Regions from separate parts of the Mus musculus genome. Here all the other regions are linked to region 1. The links are chromatin loops, found by intact Hi-C in ENCODE. Cell type or tissue: heart. All regions are shown on one strand.

Region 1 (8,000 bases):
TGAGCCATCTCTCCAGATAGTCCCCGGTTATTGGTTTTAAAGCTGAGTAAATGTAAGGGCAACCAGAATCAAGTGAAGCAAGACCGGTGTCTTAGTCGGGGTTTTACTGCTGTGAACAGATACCATGACCAAGGAAGCTCTTATAAAGATAGCATTTAATTGAGGCCAACTTACAGATTCAGAGGTTCAGTCCATTATCTTTGAGGCAGGAACATAGCAGCATCCAGGCAGGCATGGTGCGGGAGAAGCTGAGAGTTCTACACCTTCATCAGAAGGCTGCTAGCAGAATACTGTCTTCCAGGGAGCTAGGGTGAGGTCTTATAGCCCACACCCACAGTGACATACCTACTTCTAATAGTGCCACTCTCTGGGTCAAGCATATACTAACCATCACAGTCCGCTCCCTGGCCCCCATAGGCTTGTCCAAACATGAGTCTATGGGGACCATACCTAAACATAGCATAGTGTAAAATACATTTAGTCCAACTTCAAAGGTCCCCATAGTCTATAGCAGTCTCAACAGTGTTAAAAGTCCAGAGTTCAAAGTCTCTTCTGAGATTCATCCAATCACTTAACTGTATCAACCAAGGCAAGACAGGAGACCAGCTGGGCAAACTCCAAACTCTGCATCTCCATGGCTGATGTCAAAGCAGTCTTCAGATCTTCAACTCCTTTTCATCTTTTGTTGACTGCAACAAACTTGTTTCTCCTGGGCTCCACTCCCTGTTAGCAGCTTTCCTCAGCAGACATCCCATGGTTCTGGCATCTTGGGGTTTCCAAGGCAACTTCAATGTTACAGCTTCTTGTTTCAATGTCTGGGATCCATCCATGATCTTCTGTGTTGTTGTCACTTCTCCAGCTCTGCCCTCTGTAGCACTCTAAGCTCAGGTTGATCCACTCCTTTGCTGCTGCTGTTCTTGGTGTTCATCTCATGGTACTGACATCTCTAATACGTTGGGGTCTTCTACTGCAACTTGGTTTCACCAATAGCCTCTCATAGGCCCTCTTCATGGTGCCAAGCCTCAACTCCTTTGCATGACCCCTTCAGTCCTGGGCCATCAATTGCAACTGAGGCTGCACCTTCACCAATGGCCTTCCATGGCCTCTCACAGTGCAGAGCCTCAGCTGCTCTTCATGATACCTTCATGCCTTCAAAACCAGTACCAACCGCCTCTTACACATTAAGTACAGCTGCTTCAGGAGGTACAGCCTTGGCTATATCTGGAACACAACTTCGTGCTCTTGGAAAACACTTCCCAGAAGATTTCACCTGGGTGGGTAATGCTGGTCTCTTCTTAATTACCACTAAATTCTTAGCTCCAGCTAACCAGCATCAATGGTCCCAGTAGTCCCTTCTATTTTTCACTCTAACGCCAGAGCCACATGGCTGAAGCTGCTGAGTTCTGCTGCTTGCAGGAGCTGGAACATGGCTCCCTTGTTCTATTACATTATCACTCATTTCTTCTTTTCCAGCTCCTTCACTGCCTAAACTGCTCTGTAGATTGACTTTGAACTCAGAGATCTGCATGCCTCTGTCCTCTGTAATGCTGGAATTAAAGGTGTGTACTGCATGCCTGGATCTAAATTTAGCTGGATGGGATCTTGCCCCTAAATCCCTTACTCTGTTATCTCCAAGAACATAGGATTCAGCTTCATTTTACTTCCTGGTGCCCCTTTAATACTTGAACTATATATTTTATATTTTTTCTTTTCTAAGTTTCCTACGCTTGTTCAAAAAGCTCTTCATGAGACTTAACCAGAGAACAAAGTCTCTGCTGGGCTTTTTTGAGACTTCCTATGTCAGTGCAATTAATATAACTCTCTTTACCTTAGACTCAGGTAGACTTTTCAGTCAAGGACAAAAAGCCACATTCTTCACCAAAATACCACAAAAACAGTCTCTAGGCTACATATGAAATTCTTCTCCACTGAACCCTCTTGGGCCAGGTCTGCACAGTTCAAACCATTCTCAGTAATGAAGTCTTCCATATTCCTACTAGGGTGGCCCATTAAGCCCCATTTAAAGCATTCCACTGCTTTCCAAATCTAAAGCCCCCAATCCACATCCTTCCAGACAAAAGCATAGTCAACCCTATCACAGAAATACCCCACTCCCTGGTACCAAATTCTGTCTTAGTTAGGGTTTTACTGTTGTGAACAGATACCGTGACCATGGCAACTCTTATAAGTACAACATTTAATTGAGGCTGGTTTACAGGTTCAGACATTCAGTCTGTTATCATCAAGGCAGGAACATAGTGGCGTACAAGCAGGCATGGTGCAGGAGGAGCTGAGAGTTCTACATCTTCATCTGAAGGCTGCTAGCAGAATATTGGCTTCAGGAAGCTAGGAAGAGGGACTTACAGCCCATACCCACAATGACATACCTACTCCAACAGGGCCACACCTCCTAATAGCGCTACTCCTATTATCACACTTATTGTCCACCCTTCGGTGGGTTTGCATTCCTTTCTACTTTAAAAGATGCATAAAAGGAGACCGGTGAGAGGGATCAGTGGGTAAAAGACACTTATCAAGCTTGATGCTCTGAGTTTGACTTTTGGGACCCCCAAAATAGAGGCAAGGAACTAAATCCCTTGGTTTGTCTTCTGATCTTAAGCATTGTAGTATGGGTGCCCGTACACATGCACACACAAATAAACAAAATGAAAAAATGCAAAAAAAAAAAAAAAAAACCACAAGTATCAGTCATAGCAAGATGGTAGTGAAGGGATTTTGACCTGCCGTTTCTAAAACCAGCTCTCTTCTCCTAACACCGTCTGCCTCCTGAGCCATTAGATCATTGGCAAGAGATGTGACTCTCTTAGACCTAGCTGTCTGAAGTAGGTTTAATTTTCACTGGCTTAGCCCCATGGACAGAGCATTCAGTCCTGTTACATGAAGAGTGTGTATTACAGCAAGGGAGAGAAGAAGGCCAGGATGTCCTGAGGCTGGTGCCCTAGGCTTGGGAGGGCGCCTGGTGTAGATAGAGCCTCATCTGTGTGTGCCCCACTCCAACCGCAGCTGAAGGACAGGAAAACAGCACTCCCTAAGTTGTATGCTCTAGAGCCACATAGTGCTGGGCTAACACACTGAAAGACAATCCTTCTTCTAGAGGGGACCAGAACAGAGAGTGTGGCCTGTTCTGACTGGTTCTTCCTGGATGCTGTACTCCGAACACCTTACTTTCTTGAGGAAGAACTGCTTTACGACAACTCGACTCCAAAGCCCATGATCGTTCCATTCTGGGGCATAGCTCCTCCAAGCCCCTCACATGTGTCCTGCCTCTCCTGCACACACCATTGCTGCGACCTCTTCCATCTGATGCCAAGGACTGGCCTGACTCAGAGACCACAGCCCACCCTCCCTGCCAAGCCAGTTCCCAGTGGAATTCTTTTCTTCTCTTTCCCCTCCCTCCCTTCCTTTAAAAAAATATTTATTTTATTTCATGTGTTTTGCCTGCATATGTCTGTGCACCATGTGCATGCTGGAGGAAGTCTGGAGTTTCCGACTTACAGATGGTTGTTAGCCACAGTGTGTGGGTGCAGGGTCCTCCGCAAGAGCCGATAGTGCTCTTAACTGCTGAGCCAGCCCCTCCAGCCCTGCTTCCTTTTTTCTGAAACATTGTCTCATGCAGTCAGCCAGACCTGGATTATAGGGCTGTTCTGCCACACATGACTTTTTTTTCTTTTTTTTAAACAAAGTTTTATTTATATTTAAATTTTATTTATTTTTAAATATATGTGTTTGTACGCCTGCGTGCCAGAAGAGGTCATTAGGTCACTTTATAGATGGTTGTGAGCCACCATGTGGTTGCTGGGACAGCCTCAGGTTTTACTTTCTCTCTCTCTCTCTCTCTCTCTCTCTCTCTCGTTTGTTTAAACGTAATTGGGTATTTTGCCTGTATGTATGTATGTATGTATACAGTATTTATGCCACAATTATTGATTTTATTATTGTATCTGTGTGTATTATGTGCACACATGAGTTTGCTAGAAGGTGCACCCATGGAGGCAAAAGGACCACTATGTGGAGCGAGGCTCTCTCCCACTACATATTTGGCATCCAGGGACCATTCTGCTTTGTAGGGCAACTGTCCGTTCCTTGCTGAGCCATCATGTCTTTCCCCCTCTTTTGTTTCTATGAGATAGGCTCTCACACTGTAGCCCAGGCTGGCTTGGAACTCCCACAATCCTCCGGGAGTTCTAGTATTCCAGGTGTGAGCCACCGCCCCTGGCTTCCAACGATTTTCTGTTCCTCTAATACCCAGCCCGTGAGCTTCCTTTCCGCTGACTCCCACGCACACTTCTGTAGGCCCACCAGCTCACAGCCAGTTACCTAGTACCGAATTAACTCTTAACTTGGTTAGTGTCTCCCCTGCCAGTTAGACTGACCTGATTTTAGTAGGCCTGGCTTTCAGATCTGAGCCAGGTACACACCAATCTAAGTAACTGACTGAAAAAAACCCAAACAAACAAAGAAATCTTGTATGAGTCAATAAAGTCGCTCTGACACAGGGAGCCAAGAGGCTGGCGGGGCATTCTGCGTCCTTGGCAAAAGATAGACTGGCTGTGTCCTTGAGAACGAATAGGCTGTGTGTGCAACAGTGTCCACCAGGTGGCGCCGCAGACACGAGGCCGTGGGCTCTCTAGCCACTCCGGGAGAGGCAATACGAGGTCACGCAGCCCCTCTGACTTCCGCCAGGGCTATCCACGCGGCCCAGCCCCGGGTACACCCCTGCTGGGCACGCTGTCGAGGTCTCGCATCCCTCCTTTCTGCCGCCTTGCGCGCCATGGTTCCCTCCGGGGTCCGGACCGGCAGATGGGTGGCAGCGGCCAGGGCGGCCCAGCGGCGCCCCCGTGTGGACAGCTTGGGACAGCCTCCGAGTCCTGAGTCCGCGAGCACGCGTGCGGCGCTTTACGTGCACGTGAGTGAGTAGGGGAGAGCAGAAGGAGGCGGTGGCCGTGGCTGTTCCGTTCATAGCCCACATGCACGCTGTCCGTGCCTAACATTACATCTGGTACAACATCTGCCCGCGTCATTCGCCACCGGAATAAGTGTTTGGCCAAAAACCTCAAGTCTGGTGCTTACTAGCTGGGTGTCCCTCTTGGAACCTGTTTTGTCTCACGAAAGTGGGCATAGTAATCTCATCGCCATCTGCCCACGGGACGCAGAGTGGCTTAGTTGTCGCAACCACCGCTGACCAACCTCAGAATGGGAACGGGGATGTGTGAGATAAACCCTGGAAGTGGCCTGGGCAGCCCAGAGCCCCGCCTTAGCTCACACACGCATCCCCTGTCCCCAGTGGCCTTATTGCGAGAAACGCTGCAGCTACTGCAACTTCAATAAGTACATCCCCCGCGGCGTGGAGGAGGGGACCGTGCGGAATTGCCTGGTGACTGAGGCAAGGACGCTGCTGCGGCTCAGCGGGGTGCAGAGGTCAGTACTGGGGACATTAGACAAGGTCTTGGGCGGAGAGGACACTACAGGAGGATGTTCCCCAAGGGTTTTCCCCGGGGTTTTATGTCTCCATCCTCTTCCTCCAGAGTAGAGTCTGTGTTCTTTGGTGGAGGAACCCCGAGTCTGGCCAGTCCCCACACTGTGGCTGCTGTCCTGGAGGCTGTGGCTCAGGAAGTCTACCTGCCTGCCGATTCGGAAGTCACCTTGGAGGCTAACCCCACTTCAGCCCCAGGTCCTAGGCTGGCAGCTTTTGGAGCAGCAGGAGTGAACAGGTTGTCCATTGGTTTACAGGTGACCTACCTCACTCACCCTACCCCAGTGCTCCCAGATCCTAGGATGGTGTTTAGTCATTGAGAAAACATTTCTGGGCACCAGGGTCTAGTACACAGTAGATTGTGTAGTGACACTTTTCTTACTGTTTGTCTCTTGACATATTGGCCCATACACTTCCTGAGGCAGGCTTTGGCATCATCATCATCAACATCATTATTGTTATTATTATTATTATTAATGTCTTCGTTATTTTGAGACAGGGTACCCTATAGCTCAGGCTAGCCTCAAATTTTATATGTAGCCAAGGGTTGACCTTGAGCTCCTGACTCTTCTGTCTCCATCTTAATACTAGGACTACAGACATGTGCCACCATGCCCAGTTTGTATAATAATAAAAATCAAACCCCAAGGCATGTAGGCAAGCATTCCACAAAGAGCTATATCACTAGCTGCCATTATTTTATTATTATTATTATCATTATGACTTTGAGACAGGAGCTCACACTGTAGCCCAGGTTAGCCTCAAACTCCCAGCAGTCTTCCTGCCTCAGCCTTCCAACTCCTGGAATTACAGGCCACAAGGCCCAGCTGGCTTAACCCTTTATAGTCTAGGCGTTTCATGTAGTACCTGCCACATGGTAGGTGCTGCACAGGTGTGGGTAAGGGATGGTGCAGTGGTTAGAGCACTTACTGGGCAAGTGTAAACCAGCCCTTGGATCCTCACCCACCCACACAAACGCTGGCTGGGTATGGCAGCCTGCCTGCAATCCCAGCACTTGAGGGCACAGATGAAGGAATCCGCCCTTCGCCTTGCTTAATGCTGGCTAGCCAGACTTAACCGTATCAACTGTGGTTTCGACTCAGTGAGTAAGGTAGCAAAAAATGAAGGAAGATGGGCTGGAGACACGGCTCAGAGGTTAAGAGTGTTGTTGGCTGCTCTTCCAGAGGACCTGGGTTCAATTCCCAGCACCCACATTGTGATTCATAAGCACCTGTAATGAGATCTGGTGCAGGCACGAATGCAGGCAGAATCCTGTATAATAAATAAATAAATCTATAAAAAGGTAAAGAAGACCCCCATTGTCAACCCTGAGCTTCCACAAACACACACACACACACACACACACACACACACACACACTCACCCCTGCCCTCACACACATGTGAACACATATATACATAGGCACACTTCACATATATAGACATGAAAGAAAGGAAGGGAAAAAAAAATACAGGATGCGGCTTGTTCTGTGATTGGAGACCTGGAACAGGCTGGCAGCCGGACCATGGCACAGTAACTGCTACCTCTAGAGGAACCTCCGAAGGCTTATTAGAGTACTGAGGGGAGCCCAGCCTGATGAAATCCTGGAAGCCTTCCTGGAGGAAATGATGTGTGAGTGAGACAGAGCAGGTGTTGACCAGGTTGGAGGGGTGTGGGAGGAAAGGGCACAGGATGTGGAAGAACTTTGCATGTTTGGAGGAGAAGCTGTGTCATTCCTGTGACTGGAGAGGCTGGAGACAGGCCGCCAAACAGGACCGAAAGCCTTCCGCTCCTGTGGGAGTTTGGGGTTTCTCCCATTGGAGAGCCTCTGAAGGTGTGCTTATGAGTCAGGAGAAATCTCTCTAGGTTGACCTCTGGTGACCTCTGGTGTTTGGGTATCTGGGATTGCCATCCCTACCACGCCCATAGGTGCTTTGCTTCCGGTGAAGTGCTCCACCTAGGGTTTAGGGTCATAGAAGAGCTGCAAGGGGTGTGTGTGTGTGTGTGTGTGTGTGTGTGTGTGTACCATGTCTGGATGCTCTTGCTCAAAATGCTTCTTTTTTTTTATCCCCCACCCACCCTGTTTGATTTTTTGAGACAGGGTTTCCCCGTGTAGCCCTGGCTGTCCTAGAACTCACTCTGTAGACCAGGCTGGCCTCACACTCAGAGATCCGCCTGCCTCTGCCTCTTGAGTACTGAGATTAAAGGCCTCATTGGCCACCACCACCCGGCTTCTCTCTTTTTTATGACAAGGTCTTACTGTCTACTCTGGCCTGAGACTTGTTATGTAGCGTCAGGAAGCTTTGAATCCCCGATCCTCCTGCCTCTACCTCCCCAGGGGATGGGATTACAGATGTGTACCACCACGCCTGGCTTCTCCTTATGAGAAAACATCAGCTAAAACTAAATTAAGAGACCTTTGGGTCTGGATGTGGTGGGCACACAATTGTCATCTCACTACTCAGGAGGCTGAGGCAGGAGGATTGCCATGAGTTCAAAACCAGCT
Region 2 (8,000 bases), 53 kb before region 1:
GGTTAGCTGGCTGAGCTTCTGGGAGAGTCTCCTGTCTTCATCTCCTCCCTTGCCTTAGGAGTGCTGTGGTTGCTGATATATGTTACTACATCCTACTCTCTCCCCCAAGCCCCCACACCTCCTTTGATTTTTGAAAACAGGGTTTCTCTGTGTAGCCCTTGTTGTCCTGGAACTCACTCAGTAGACCAGGCTGTAGATCTGCCTGCCTCTGCCTCCCCAGTGCTAGGATTAAAGGTGTGCGCCGCCACTGCCTGGTCTGCATCTTACTTTTTCCTGTGGTTTCCTGGATGGTCCCTGGTCTAACACCAGGCTTTTGTCTAGGAAGTGTCTTTTATGTTCAGAGCTATCTTGCTGACTTCATCAGAAATTTTATTTGTGATATGGCCAACTTTCAGGCTGGCTAAGTCTACACAGAGAACCCTGTCTCAAAACTTGCTATGTAGATCAGCCTGGACTCAAACTCATAGAAATCTGCCTGCCTCTTCCTTTCTTGATTTTTCCCCCCAAGACAGGATTTCTCAGTGTAACCAGCCCCGGCTGTCCTAGATTCTTTGTAGACCAGGCTGACCTTGAACTCACAGAGATTTACCTTCCTAGTGCTGGGATTAAAGGCATGAGACTCCATACTCTGCCCCTTTGAACTATTTTAATTACCTTAGTTTTATCTTCTCTCTTTACTTTTGAGTGTTTTTTGTTGTTGTTGTTTTTTTGGTTTTTCCAAGACAGTGTTTCTCTGTACAGCCCTGGCTGTCCTGGAACTCACTTTGTAGACCAGGCTGGCCTCAAACTCAGAAATCCGCCTGCCTCTGCCTCCCGAGTGCTAGGATTAAAGGCGTGCGCCACCACGCCCGGCACGTGTTTAATTTTTTTAATTATATTTTTAATGGGTCTTTTGTTGCAAATAGGTTTGTCCCTAGAGAAGTATAAATGCCTATCTTCTCCTTTTAAGGTTCCAATCCTTCTTGGATTGGATTCCTTCCAAGTCTGCATTGGAGGACGAATAAGTGTATTGAACTGTCTTATAGGCATGGACGAGGGGTTGCTTATGGGAGCGTGAGTGACACCCCCCTCCAAGTTACCAGACTGGGAAGTCTCCACTCAACTTGGACAGAGTTCCCACCAGCTAACCTTTCCCAGACCTACACAGTCTAGTACCTCAGGCACATGCCCTGCAATTAGGGTAAAATTCCATATAAACGGAGGAGTGGCTAGAATCTAAGCGACAATCTTATGACTCTCCCCACCCATTCCTTTGAGAAACTCCAGAGTCAACAGTCTCGTGTCAGCAGGCACTGCTGATCTGATGAAGATGGTGGCTTTTACTCAGAAGGCTGCACCCTGCAACACCCTCGAACGATAGCTTCATTGGGGGTTGTGGGGGTTTTTTTGTTTTTGTTTTTGAACATTCTAGCTGTGTGGTGGTGGCACTTGCCTTTAATCCCAACACTTGGAAGGCAGAGGCAGGAGGCTCTCTGTGAGTTCAAAGCCAGCCTGGTTTATAAATCTAGTTCCAGGATAGCTAGGGCTACCCAGAGAAACCCTGTGTCAAAAAAACAAAAAAACAAACAAACAAAAAAAAACCCAAATCAAACCAAAATCTAAATCCATATTCTTTCCTTTATGCATTATTACCTGAAGATAGGATATCTCTCTATTTATTTATTTATCTATCTATCTATCTATTTATTTATTTATTTATTTATTTATTATTCATGTAGAGACAGGGTCTCATTGTGTAGCCCTTGCTGGCCTGAGACTCACTATGTAGATCATGTTGGCCTGGAACTCACAGAGATCTGCCTGCCTTTGTGAAAGATATGTGCCACACCCAGCCTTATTTATTTACTGAAACAAAGTCTCAGTATGTACTCCAGGTTGGCTTGGAAGTGGCTGGGGATTCTGCCTGTAGGTGCAGCTGACACCTTAGTTTATTATATTTTACTTATTGTTATCTTTTCGCTCTTGTTTTTTGTTATTATCATTGTTGTTGTGTGTGTGTATATGGTGCTGGGCATTAAACACAGGGCTCTCAACATGCTAGACAAGTTCTCTATAATTTTTAGTTTAAAAAAGATTTATTTTATGTATTTGAGTACACTGTAGCTGTACTGATGGTTGTGAGCCACCATGTGGTTGCTGGGATTTGAACTCAGGACCTTAAGAGCAGTCAGTGCTCTTAACCACTGAGCTATCTCTCCAGCCCCACTTTTTTTTTTTTCAGTACCGGGTTTCTCTATGTAGACCAGGCTTGCCTTGAACTCAGAGATCTGCCTGTCAACTAAAGGTGGGTGTGTGCTGCCATGCCAGCTTACCTTTTATTTTGAGACAGCATCTTTCTAATTGCCCAAGCAGGCCTTGACCTTTTAATCTTCCTGCTTCAATCTCTCTAAAGTAGCTGGTATTATATATCTATCTATCATCAGGCCTGCAACACAAAATTTATAAGACTATTGGCCTCTACCTTCTTCCTTCTCCTCCACCACCCCCTTTATCATTTCAGCTAAGACAATTTCTATGGCTAGAGGCATTATACTTGTTTCACTGTGATTAGATTTTTTGGACACAGGAGAACATGTTGACAGATTTATAATCTCAGCACTTTGGAGCAGGAGGCAGGAGGATCAGGAGTTCAAGACCAACATCAGTTACTTAGTAAGTTTGAAGCCAGCCTGGGCTTCATGATACCTTGTCTCCAAAAAATAGCAACAGTAGGAGCCCAGGAGATGGTTCGGTGGGTAAGGGTGCTTCCTGCCAAGCGTAATGACCTGAGTTCAATCCCTGGACTCACACAGTGTAAGGAGAGACCAACTTCAACAAGTTGTCTTCTGATCTCCATTGTGTGCACGTATGGTGTGCACGAACAAATCACATAAGATTGGCCACAGTGGTGCAAGTCTGTAATTCCAGAAGACAAAAGGAGGCAGGAGGATCAAAGTTCAAGGTCATGCTAAGATTTATACAGATGAGGTCAGCCTGAGCTATATGAGACCCTGTCTCAAAAAAAAAAAAAAAAAAAGCTACTTCATGTTGACATTAGAGCCCCTTTCTCTGTCTGTCTGTCTGTCTGTCTGTCTCTTTTTTTTCTCCCTAGGGTGGCCACAGACTCCCTGTGTAGCTGAAGATGACTTTGAGTTCCTGATTCTCCTACCTTTATTGCCCTGGCTGGAATCATGCAGGTCTATGAGTCCATTTCTGAGTCAGAGAAACAAGGGGAAGGCGATAAAGGCTTCCCCAGGCTAGCCCATAGGACAGGCAGAATGGCTTATCTTCCCTTCCCCCCAAGACTCACTCAGAGACTAGTCAGGAAGAGAAAGGGTCCCGGGGACCAGAATGTACCCTTCACTTTGCCAGGACAATTATTTATCTAGAAGGAATCAACGATTTGTCCAGGGTCATCCACCAAGCCTTCAAGGCAGGGCTTGGCTCCTGAACTTGGGATACCAGTCAGCACCCTTCACTCCCTGGGCCTGGCTGTCTGAAACCACTGTATACATTTGATTTGGAGGGCATCATGCCGTTTCAAGCCCAGCTTTTCAAAGTCTCTCCTCTTGACTTGTTCTCCAACGGAACACAGATTCTTTCCAAAAAGCTGTCAGAGGGAGAGGGAGAGGGAGAGAAAGAGAGAGATATCTGGTCACTCTGGAGATCAGAGAAGGAGTAGCTGTATTAGTCATGACCCCAGCTGAACCAGATCAAGGCAAAGGTTCACCAGGCTAACCTCCACCCTCCGCCAACTGTTCCTCTGCCTGGCTTTCTTCATTCCAAGTCAGGAGAAGGGAAGCCACCCGGCCGGGGGCCTTTCTTCTCTTCTTTCCCAGATCGTTCAGGACAACGAGGAGCTAGAAAGTGGAGGACTAGTGTACTCATCTTTGGACACCCAGCGCACAGCCTGAGCACTCACCTCTTGTAGATCTTGTCACCCATCCTCCTTGGATGACGTTAGAATACATTCCTAAGGGCACAGCTAGAGGGTTGAGTCACAAAGTCAGGGTCCTTTGGAGCCTAGGGGAGCAGCTGAGGAAATTGTGTTTAAGGCTTCAGGCTAGAGCAGAAAGAGGGAAGGTAGGATACAACAGACGCGTCCCTGATGCCACCTAATCTTGTCTACCTGGTACTCTTCTCAGAGTCGTGGGGAGGATGCAAGGTCGAAGTAAAGCTGACTCTTAGCCTCTGGCCAGACTAGCACCTTGGTCCCCGGAGGTCTCCGAATACAGAGGGGTTTACCCATCAGAGCGGTAGGTCCCAACTACCTTTCCTCTCCCCAGAGGCCCTCTGCTCCAGTTGGCAGGCCTCAGGGGCACTCGGGGCAGATTCCTTTGGCCTGTAGCTCAGCACCCAGGAAGTCCCCACGTGACCCAAGCCCTACTGGGCACGTGGGACCAACCAGTCCAGGCATTGTCATCTGGCTCTATATAGACTGTTGATTGTTTTCCCGTTTATGAAACTCTTAGGCCCTCCAAAGTTAGAGTGATGATTGCAGGAAGGCCCTGTATTGTGCTGCAGAGCCGGTCTTGGGAGCCCCGGGAGGGGGAGGGGGGACAAGGGCGGGACTTCGAGGGCGGGCTTGAAGGGCTGCAGTTCCCACGCAAAGGTGGCCAGGACCGAGTCGCCACTTCCCGGCCTCTCCTCGCCCCGCCCCGCCCCGCCCCGCGGGGACCCAGTCCTCCTCACCCCATAGGCAGAGCGACCCTCCCGCCTCCCCGTCCGCTTCTTAATTACCCTCGCCTCGTTCACTTTCAAAGTTTACTCCCGGCCCGGACCCGCGGCGGAAGCGAGCCATGGCTGTCTATCACGGGATGCTGCGCTTCGGGAGGCTGTGTATCGCGAGCCTGGGGGCGCGGGGCCCCCGGACGCTGCTCTCTCGCCCTCGGCCGAACTCGAAGTTGCAGAGTGTCCGCGCTCTCAGGTACCCCGAGCAGCATTCCGAAAAGAGAGGGGGCTGGGCAGTCCCGAGAAGGGAACTTGGGAGTTCTGCAGTGCTTGGCAGGGGCTGACCCCACTCTGGGTAGCCCTCACACACACTACCCTACCACCTAGGCAAAGGGAAAAGCCAGGCCTGCCCGGGATCTGGGGCTGCTGCTCATAGCCACAGGAGTCCCAGGCTGAGTTCAAATTCTAGTTCAGAATTCTGTATGCGTCCCATGTGGTACACAGAGCCAGGAGTGGAGGCTTTTTAACAGTACACCCGAGGAATAGAGCTGAATACTGCTAGGGCATTCTCTCAGCTGTATTAACTCCCGTGAAAAATGTGGGGACCGTTTGGGGGTCCACAGGGCACTGAGTATAACAGATCTTTCCTTCCTTTGTTTTCTTTTCCTTCCTTCTTTTCCTCCACCACCTCCTCTACTTTTTGGAGCAGGGTTCTCTCTGTAGCTGTGGTTGTCCTGAAACTCGCTCTGTACACCAGGCTAGCCTTGAAATCACAGAGATCTGCCTGACTCTGCCTTCTGAGTGCAGAGACTAAAGACCTGTACCACCACTGCCCGGCTTCCTTCCTCCTTTCAGTCATTACCACTTCTGGGCCCATTTTTTCATCTGTCTTCAGTGCAAGATCTGGGAAAGGGGTTGGCAGGAGAGAGTTGGCTGAATAAATCTAATATGACCAGACACGGAGGGGACTGCAGGAGCTTGCTGGGGAAAGGCCAAGCTGGGAGAGTTGGCTGTGCAACAAGGTGAATGGTGGTATCCTCTGCGTCCAGTAGGTATGCACATCGCCTATCCTGCTCTACCGCACGGAAGGGCAAACTACTAAGCCTGTTGTCCGTATTATTGTGCAGGCTGTGGTCTTGGAAAGGAATAGTGGAGGCACGGCAGAAAGAGGAATATGTCTCAGAAAACACTACTAAGTTTAAAAGACACTACTAAGGCCGATGAGAGTAGTGGTGTGTACCTTTAAGGCAGAGCCAGGGTTTCTGAGTTCAAGGCCAGCTTGGCCTATGAAGTAAATTCCAGGACAGTTGGGGCTAAACAGATAAACCCTGTGCACCCAATCAAAAGACAGCCCCCCTGAGAAGAAGTTGGACGGACAAGTTGGAAGATGTCTTTTTGGCTGGAACTCTCAGGTTCTGAGAGCTAAGTGCCTTCTGAGAATTAAGAAACAAACTGGTGTGTGTGTGTGTGTGTGTGTGTGTGTGTGTGTGTGTGTGTGTGTATGTATGTATGTATGTGAATTAGCACTCTAACACTGATGTTAGTACATGTTCAGCTCCTGTGAAGTGCTTTAACATCCCTCTGCCTTCTTTCCTGAGGAGACCTAGGGGCTCATGGCTCCATGCACATGTGATTTTTGTTTTTGTTTTTCCTTCCTTCCTTCCTTCCTTCCTTCCTTCCTTCCTTCCTTTCTTTCTTTCTTTCCTTCTTTCTTTCTTTTCTTTCTTTCTTTTGGGGGAGGTTTTTTCGAGACAGAGTTTCTCTGTGTAGCCCTGGCTGTCCTGGAACTCACTCTGTAGACCAGGCTGGCCTTGAACTCAGAAATCCACCTTCCTCTGCCTCCCAAGTGCTGGGATTAAAGGCGTGCGCCACCACGCCCGGCTGTTTGTTTTTTAATATGAGTACACTGCAGCTGTCTTCAGACACACACCAAAAGAGTGCATCGGATCCCATTATAGGTGGTTGTGAGCCACCATATGGTTGCTGGGATTTGAACTCAGGACCTCTGGCAGAGCTGTCGGTGCTCTTAACCGCTGAGCCATCTCTCCAGCCCTCACTTGTGTTTTAAGTGCAGGTGAAGGCAACTGATAAATGTGTTTTCCTTTATCTCTCTCTACCTTACCATTTTGAGGTAGGGTACTGAGCCTGGGACCCATTGATTCTGCTAGGATGGCTAGCCAGTGAGTTCTAGGGATTTTTTCTTCTCTGTCCCCCAGCCCCTAGCACTGAGAAGTTACAGGTGGCTGAGCCATGGTGCCAAGCTTTTGTGTGAAAGTTGGGGATCCAGCTGGGTGTGGTGGCGCATGCCTTTAATCCCAGCACTCGGGAGGCAGAGGCAGGCAGATTTCTGAGTTCGAGGCCAGCCTGGTCTACAAAGTGAGTTCCAGGACAGCCAGGACTACACAGAGAAATCCTGTCTCGAAAAAAAAAAAAAAAAAAAAAAAAGAAAAGAAAAGAAAGAAAGAAAGAAAAGAAAAAGAAAAGAAAGTTGGGGATCCGAACTCAGTTCCTTCTGACTGTACCGCAGTCGCTTTACTGATTGAGCCACTACCCTAACCCCAACATTTGTGATCTTTGGCATTTTTCTGTGTAAACAAAGCAGGTCACTTACTGCCCTCAGGCCTGTGATCTCTGAGGGCTTCAGTGTCAGGCCTCAGAGAAACTATGTCCAGAAGAGACCTATTTATCAAGAGAGAGAGAGAGAAGGAGAGAAATATTTTCTGAGTATCTGGCCCAACTTCTTTCCATTCCTCTCATATTTGCATCCTTCCTGGCTGGCTTTCATCCTTCCAAACGAAGTATCCGGTTTGTCCCCTACTCTCCCCTGCAGAAGCCTCCATCTTAGGTTTCTCAAATATTCAGCACAGGTCTCTGAGGGCATTGACCTAGCCCTCAGAGGTCAAGCACCTAGGCCCATAGGACTCAGACCCAAACTGGTGGGAGGATGAAGAGAATCGGGGAGCGGGCACTAGATGGTGCTCCAGGCATGGTGGTGTGGGAAGCTGTTGTCCTCCACCCTCTGATTAGGATACAGGCAGGCTTTGCTGCTGCTGCCCAGCACACCGAGTCCATATTTGGGTTTTCTTTTGTGTTTTTGAGGCAGGGTCTTGGTGTGTAACCTGGGCTGTCCTGCAACTTGAAGCTATTAATCTTATTGTCTCAGCCTCTGAAGCTGTGAAATTGCAGGCATGGATCACCATGCTGGTTTTGCTGAACTGGAAAGAACAAGAATTGGAAGCTAGCTTGTCTTGAGATACACCCCTGGCTGCTCTACACAGAGAGCAGAGTTAATGGCCAAGGGGCATGTTACCTAATCTCTGAGTGTGGTTAGTTTGTTGCTAATGCAGTCT
Region 3 (8,000 bases), 69 kb before region 1:
CTCTGCTTCCCACATCCTGGGAGACGAGACTTAAAGCATGTCCACCTGGCTTTGATGCTGGTTTCTGGGGAAGCCAAGCTTTGGTCGTCATGCTTGAGTGACAAGTGCTACTTTTGCTGAGTCATTTCTGGAAAGAAAATTATCTATCCTCAGTCACACACATAGACTATTTTGACTTAAACTCCTGTTTTTTGTTTTTTAAAGATATATTTATTATGTGTAAGTACACTGTAGCTGTCTTCAGACACACCAGAAGAGGGCATCAGATCTCATTACAGATGGTTGTGAGCCACCATGTCCTTGCTGGGATTTGAACTCAAGACCTCCGGAAGAGCAGTCTATGCTCTAAACACTGAGCCATCTCTTCAGCCCGTCCTGTTTCTTTTTTATCTCATCCTATTATTCCTACCCCCAAAGGAGCTTACAGTCCACACACATAATTAGCATGTACAGAACCTGCCATTTAGGGGTTATCTCTCTCCATACTCCAGTTAGTACTGGAGCTAGGAAATATTCCAATAAATTACGATATGCCATTTCCTAAGGTCTGGGTCCAATATTTGTTATTGATTAAAGATTCATTTGAGAAGGGAGTCCAGTAGGATGAAATCAGAGCTTTCCACAATGACCTGAAATGGAGGGAGAAGGATAAAATGGAAAACTATTAAACTTGGGCTGGAGAGATGGCTCAGCAGTTAAGAGCACTGACTGCTCTTCCAGAGGTTCTGAGTTCAAATTCCAGCAACCATATGATGGCTTACAACTGTCTGTAATGGGATGCACTGCCCTCTTCTGGTGGGTCTGAGGGAGTGACAGTGTACTCATGTACATAAAATAAATAAATCTAAAAAAAAAAAAATTTAAACTGCCCCTGCCCCCAAAGAGCATCCTCCTTGAAGAGAGAAGTAGGATGAAGCTGAAGGTCCCAAGGATATCCCCCTCTGGAAGCTTTCCTTAGGATGCTGCAGGCTTCTGGCTTTGGCTTGAGATGGACATCATGATGTCTCTTTTTATTCTCCCTCTGTGTTTAAACTGAGTCCCTCCATAATCTGTGTCCCCTTTCCTGGGTGTAGAGAATGGCTTCTAGACACTCTCTAATAAGAGAACCGGGCCTCCTTCCAGTGAGCTCCCTATGAAAGGCTTTGGCTCACGTGCTGTTTTTCTGCTTGAATGAGAACTGAGGGAGAAGTGGTAGCCGTGAGAGATGACTCGTCACAAGCATTGTAGGAGTAAAGTCCTGGCAGGGACCTGCCCAGTCAAGCAAGCCAAGGACATGCAAAGTGTAATTGCTCCTTCTTCCTTAGACTGGGTAGGAAATGGGAAAGGTACAATCCATAAAATGTTTCAAATGTTAAATACAATCTAGAGGAGATCCTCTGTAACTAAAGAAGGGTTGTATCAGCTTATGTGTGGAGAGCCTTTGTGGGACCATTTAGCAGGAATCTGACATTGGCCAAGGGCAAGGAAATGGGCTTCCAGCAGAAATCTGACCTTAGGGCATGGCAAGGAAGTAAGTTCAGGCAAGAATCTGATCTTAGGGCTGGAGAGATGGCTCAGCGGTTAAGAGCACTGACTGCTCTTCTGGAGATCCTAAATTCAAATTCCAGCAACCACTTGGTGCCTCACAACCATCCCTTATAAGATCTGACGCCCTCTTCTGGTGCCTCTGAAGGCAGCTACAGTGTACTTAGGTATAATAATAAATCTTTAAAAAAAAAAAAAAGATCTGATGTTAGGGTGAAACAAAGAAGTAGGCTTCAGGAATGAATATGACTTTGGGTTAGGACAGGGAAGTAGGCTCAGATATCTTGATCATTCTGATAAGCTCTTAGATACAGTGATCATGGGAGTCATCATGGGACTTTGTTTATCGTCTTGCTTGTTCCTTGACTATTTGTGTTTATTGTCTTGCTTGTTCCTCATTGTACCATTCGACCTAAATACTTGTATGTAATTATAAAAGCAGATAAGGAAAAAAATAAACCTGCCTCAGCCTCAGAACTGGTTGGGGTCATGCTACAATGTTATCTAATTGTCTTTTTGCTCTTTAATACTTATTTCTACACTGGAGAACCTGTTGACTGACTGAGCGGGCTTGGTCATTATGTTACAAAGAGACAGAGACATGCCTGGAGAGATGACTCAGTGGTTAAGACCACTGGCTGCTCTTCTAGAGATCCTAAGTTCAATTCCCAGTACCCACATGGTGGTTCAAACCATCTGTCATGGGATCCGGTGCCCTCTCCTGGTGTCTCTGAAGACAGCTACAGTGTACTCATATTATGTATGTAAATATATATATATATATGGAGAGAGAGAGAGAGAGAGAGAGAGAGAGAGAGAGAGAGAGAGAGAGAAAGAAAGAAAGAAAGAAAGAAAGAAAGAAAGAAAGAAAGAGAGAGAGAGAGATTGAGTCATTGAGTGCTTGGAGTCATTGGCTGTAGGGAGTGTACTAGTATTCTGAGGAAGCCTTATCTTTGGAATGTAGCAGTGAATTGTCTGAAGAAGTTGTGAAAGGCCATTCTATCAAAAGGAGGATAGAAATCGTTCTTGATGGCCGCACTGTGACCTAGCAGATAGGTGGATTTATCTGTTTATCTTTTGTTTCCCCAAGACAGGGTTTCTTTGTGTAGCCCTCTGTAGACTATGCTGGCCTCGAACTCAGAGATCCACCTGCTTCTGCCTTTCAAGTGCTGAGTTTAAAGGCTTGCACCACCATAGCCTGCCTCTTTATCTTTTTAATTGCTTATTGACCCATGCAGGCAAGCATAGTAATTACTCAACAAAATCTGAAAGCATGGAAATACATCAGTCTCAGGCTTCCATTGTAACCCAGACCAAAGAAAAACTGAGAGAGATGGGGGAGAGGGGGCAAGGAAAGGGGTCAAAAAGAGTAAGAAAGCTCTTTCCCCTAGAAGGCTTCCTGAACAACGTTGGAACAGAGTACAGCAATCTACTTTGTTACATTTCATTTAGTCCACTGAATTCATTGGGTTAGCTGTGAGTTTGTTGCAAGCCCAGCAGAGAAGACAGATGTAGCCATCTTCTTACACCTCACTGCCTTCTCCATCCAGGCAGAGTGGCCATCCCCTGTTTTCTCCCCCCCCCCCACCCCCCCAGACAAGGTTTCTCTGTGTAGCCCTGGCTGTCCTGGCACTCACTTTGTAGACCAGGCTGGCCTCGAACTCAGAAATCCGCCTGCCTCTGCCTCCCGAGTGCTGGGATTAAAGGCGTGCGCCACCACGCCCGGCTCCCCTGTTCTCTTGACACTGGACCTGACATCTCTTGTCCCATTCACCTTTGCCTCTGTCCTTTTACCTGACATCCTGGGCCAAGAATAAAACACTAGAGAGAGAAATTTGTATCCATGAAGCAGGAGAGAATTCACTTCTGCAACCTCCAGGATGGCTCACCAAGTGTGTTACTGATGGTCTCTTCTGTTTGTGGATTCTTGACATCTTATTCAAAGACCCCAAAAAAAAGCACACACAAATAGCAAAGCAGCAAGGATTCTTTTGTGGGTTCATGAATAGGACAAGTTGGTTGGCTTAGGGGCAGAATTCAGGTGGTTTTCTATGTTGATAGATAGGTTATGGTAGCTTTTGTTATGTCCTGTGGTGGTTTGAATGGGTATGGCCCCTACAGGCTTATGTGTTTGAATGCTTGGCCCATAGGGTCTGGCACCATTAGAAGGTGTGGAGCCTTGTTGGAAGAAGTGTGTCATTGTAGAGACAGTCTTTGAAGTCTCTTAAACTCAAGCTATGCCCAGTGTGGCACACAGTCTCCTTCTGCTGCCTGCAGATCACGACATAGAACTCTCAGTTGGACTAAACCTCTAAAAATGTAAGCCAGCCAGTCCCACTTAAGTGTTGTCCTTTTTAAGACTTGGCGGCGTGGTCATGGTGTCTCTTCATAGCAATAAAATCTTAACTAAGATGTGTCCCTCTTCATGATGCATCTGATTTGAGTCATATGCATGCCTAATTGTGTACAGGCATAAAATGGTAAGTAGGGGAAATCTGAACCCCAAATTTGAACAGACAGTTTGCCTTACTGCGAATGCATTGGAAATCAGTCTCGGCTGGTTTAGCCAGTTTCCCTTAGAATGTGCTTGGGTACACACATGAAGTACAAAGGGTTACTAGGAAGCCATAGATTGGAGTCACCCAACTGCTTTGCTTGGAGAGGAGTGTACAGTTAGCTACATGCAGGTGGGGGTCCCAGGTTGCTGAATATATTTTTGGGAGAGAGGTGTGTATGCAGTTTTGTCTTAGTCACTGTTCTCTTGCTGTGAAGAGACACTGTGACCAAGGCAACTCTTATGAAAGGGAGCGTGTCACTGGGGGCTTGCTTACAGCTTCAGGGCCTGTTAGTCCATTAGCATTGCGGCCAGGAGCATGGTGGGATGCTTGAGCTGGAACAGTATCTGAAAGCTACATCCTGATCCATGGGGGTGGGGGGAAGAGAGAGAGAGAGAGAGAGAGAGAGAGCACATAGGTTAGGCCTGGCATGGACTTTTGAAACCTCAAAGCCCACCCCCAAGTGACACACTTCCAATAAAGCCACAAAGACTCCCAACAAGGCCACGCCCCTAAATCTTCTAATCCTTTCAAATAGTGCCACTCCCTGGTAACTCAGCATTTGAATATAGGAGCCATTCTTATTCAAACAACCAGACAGTTCAAACCAATTGGGATCCCAAGTCACTAAGCACCAGGCATGGAGGTGCACTCAGGAGGTGGAGGCAGGAAGATGAGTCCTTCAAGCTTATCTTGGGTTGCATGGTAAGTCTGAAGCCAGCCTCCGTGTGAATGTGTAGGGTTGTGTGTGTTTGTATATTGGTGTGTGGTCGTGTTCTACTCACTCGGGGCTGATGAGGTGGTCAGCAGGTAAAGGCACTTGTGACATAAGCCTGACAACCTGAGATTGATCCCAGGGTTACATGTGAAGACTGAAGAAAGCAACTGACTCCACAAAGATGACCTCTGATCTCCACAAGCTCACTGTGGCACGCACCCACACACACACACACACACACACACACACACACACACGTACAATGGGCACGGGCACACACGCCCACACAAGTAAGAGGAAAAGTTGCTTTTATGTCCTCAGATGAACGGATGAGATGAGAGTTGTACCAAAGCTGTGCAGATACAGCTTGGCCTGAGCCCAGAGCTTTTCTACCTAGCTCTCCCTAGGCTTAGGTCTGGAAGCTTCTAGCCTCCAGTGTAATCTTCTGCAAGCCTAGACCTTGAAGGCTTCAGCTTCCAGCCTCCGTCTGCTAATCTAGACCTCTGAGAACTCACTGCTGAATAAGCTCCTCCTTCCTAGCTCTTTCTGAACTCTGGTTGGCTGGTTCAACTCAGCCTTTCTGGCTCAACCTCCTCTCCAAGGTAACCGATTCAATCTGGCTCCTCTCAGCTTCTCACTCAATCGCTTTGCTTGGACTCAAACTAACTCTGGCCATTTGTTCTAATCGTCTGGCTCTCTCTTATCTCTGGCTTCTATTGCCTCTGCCAACCTGCACTGAACCTCATGAAATCCATTCTCTCTCCCTCTCCCTCTCCCTCTCCCTCTCCCTCTCCCTCTCCCTCTCCCTCTCCCTCTCCCTCTCCCTCTCCCCCTGTACTACTCTTAAATAACTTTACTTGCTGTTCTAATGAGAGTTGGGACTACCCTATCTCTGACTCATTCTGTCAAACCTTTCTCGAATCCACCACTTTGTCTGCCCCTCAATTAGATGTCACTTTCAAATGTGGCTCCTTAGTTCTATAAACTAGTTTTACCTTACAGATTTATACTAAGGATGCATCTGCATTCCAGCCAGACCACACACTGTCTTTGGACATGATTAGAGAAGCCATATCGCTGCATTAAAATTTCTCTCTTCTCTCTCTCTCTCTCTCTCTCTCTCTCTCTCTCACACACACACACACACACACACACACACACACACTTATGGAAGCCAGGTCTTTCTTTCTAGGTAAGTACTATGCTACTGAACTACATCCTTGATCATCTATTGTTTCTTTTTAACCCAATCCTCTCAATATTATCTGAGTGTTACAGTGACCCAGTCTGAGGGTCAGTCAATGGGGTCTGCAAGGGACAGAGTAGGGATGGAGGGGCAAGAGACTCAAAGAATGGAGACAAGACAGGCAATCTGATCAAGTCTCAAGTCTCGTTTATTGAAAGGCAGCTATGGGTGTATAAGCACAGCTGGGGAGTACAGCTGGAGTCCCGTAACCACAAGTCCAGGATGCGCAGGAGAAAAACGGGTTGTTACCAGAGTGTGTTCAGCTGTGGTAGGCTGCTTGCAAAAACATCATGCTAGGAAAACAAGTCTCTCGTCAGGGTGGAAAAGTACCAACCTGTAAGTAAATAGCCTGAGATGGCTGCAGAGATGATAGCCGCTTTCTGCTAGGAGTCAGCTCCCGACATTACAGGAGAGGGAATTGAGACTCAGAGGTCTCCACCATTTAAATCCAGTCAAAGGAGTAAATGCATTGTAAGACAAGGGCTCACACCAGCCTGGTAAGGCTTGAAGGAGAGGTGAAATCAGGACAGGCTTCTCTGAGGATGTGGCAGGGTGGTGTGTGGGTTTTGAGGATAAAAAACCCTTAGAGGTTCGACCCAGGGAATCAGATAGCAGAGGACAGGCAGCAGGTGCTCTCTTCAAGGGAGGCTGCTTAATCCGGTTAAGTGTGAAACAGGCAGTGTGGGAGGCAGTAAGCCTATCAGACCTTGGGAACATTTCCCTTGGGAACAAAAGACTTGTCTGGTGCTGATCTCCCTGCCACAGCCAAATATCATCATGTACAGTCTTGTATGTTCCAGGTTGTTTGGGGCAACTGCCAGGAAAACACGAGTCCCAGCAGCCCTTGAGAAGCTGTGGAGTAACATTTACCAGATTACAACCTTCCATCCCGTAGGAAAGCCTGTGGAGGCACAGGGTATTCTGAGGGGGGTGGGGGCGAGAGGGACGACTGTCCCATCCTGCAGGGAAGCCCCTTATGTTCAGAAAGCAAACAAGTCCATGGGCTTCAGGAGGTCTGCAAAACTGACCGGATTTGGGGGTTGGAGAGATGGCTCAGAGGTTAAGAGCACCAACTGCTCTTCTGGGAGGTCCTGAGTTCAAATCCCAGTAAGGACATGGTGGCTCACAACCATCTGTAATGGGATCTGATGCCCTCTTCTGGTGTGTCTGAAGACAGCTACAGTGTACTCAAATAAAATAAATAAACCTTAAAAAAAAAACTGATCAGATTCAGTAGGTCCCTCCCTCAAGGGAATATAAGTAGTAATGCTGGCTGGGAGCAGCTCTCAGACAAGCTAAGCTGCCTAGAAGCAGAGACCTACTATGCAGCCAGAAAGAAATAGAGACTAGCCCAGCAGCTGGACAGTAGCTCAGACCAATAGAACCACCTGGAAGAAACTCTAATAGAAAACATAATGTTACCTGAAATAAATCAGACACCAAAAGCTAAAGACTTATACAGCCTGTCTCTTTTTCTGAAAGCTAAAGAACACTTGACTTGAATATTGAATAATAATTAACAGACAGGGAGGTGTGTATGTGTAGGGAAAAAGCAGATGTCATGCCTGCCACGCTGCCCGCAGGCTGCTCAGTGTACTCCAGGCTCCCTGCCTGCAGGCTGCGTGGTTCCCAGCTTTTGTGAGCTGTCATCCCTGTTGGGGTGTGCTCTTGGGATGCAGCTGAGTCATTTCTGTTTCTATAACCAACCTTTCACCCATGATTCTATAAGTAACCTCAATAAAATTCATGGTTCACCAAGTTGGACTTCGGTGGTGACCATATATCCTTCAATCATTGGTTCCTTATCTGGATATTTGTTCATGGCTTCCCAGGAATAGAGTCACACAGGAGAAGCCAAGATCAGGATGGGACAGGATGCTAGGACTTCAAGCCAGCACTACATTAAGCTCTAAGGTCACATTGACAAGTCACTGCATTCCTCAAAGCTTCTGTTTAC

What was found. Peaks named below come from ENCODE experiments on the same cell type or tissue, not always from the same donor. Only the 100,000 strongest peaks of a DNase experiment are listed, where the experiment ranks them.
Region 2: a loop joins it to region 1, with 2.0 times the contacts of the local background. A loop is called at or near these places in 6 of 42 quality-filtered maps.
Region 3: it touches region 1 in a loop (2.1-fold over the local background); 7 of 42 quality-filtered maps call a loop at or near these places.

What each region holds. Positions count from the first base shown.
Region 1 is chr11:94,545,910-94,553,909 of GRCm38, reverse strand. Rsad1 (radical S-adenosyl methionine domain containing 1) reads left to right here and starts at 4,703. Exons shown (of 9, transcript NM_001013381.2): 1 at 4,703-4,927; 2 at 5,306-5,439; 3 at 5,547-5,751. The coding sequence starts at 4,793. In heart, no CTCF peak of the experiment used is centred here; DNase peaks (open chromatin) are centred at 4,719, 5,289 and 6,419; H3K4me3 peaks cover 1,637 bases; H3K27ac peaks cover 1,780 bases.
Region 2 is chr11:94,598,549-94,606,548 of GRCm38, reverse strand. Acsf2 (acyl-CoA synthetase family member 2) reads left to right here and starts at 4,763. Exons shown (of 16, transcript NM_153807.2): 1 at 4,763-4,906. The coding sequence starts at 4,779. In heart, a CTCF peak has its summit at 7,628 (motif pointing right); a DNase peak (open chromatin) is centred at 4,618; H3K4me3 peaks cover 1,845 bases; H3K27ac peaks cover 1,928 bases.
Region 3 is chr11:94,614,457-94,622,456 of GRCm38, reverse strand. No RefSeq gene overlaps it. Among named protein-coding and RNA genes, the nearest start is that of Lrrc59, 11 kb to the left of the region's middle. In heart, a CTCF peak has its summit at 792 (motif pointing left); no DNase peak of the experiment used is centred here; H3K27me3 peaks cover 1,543 bases.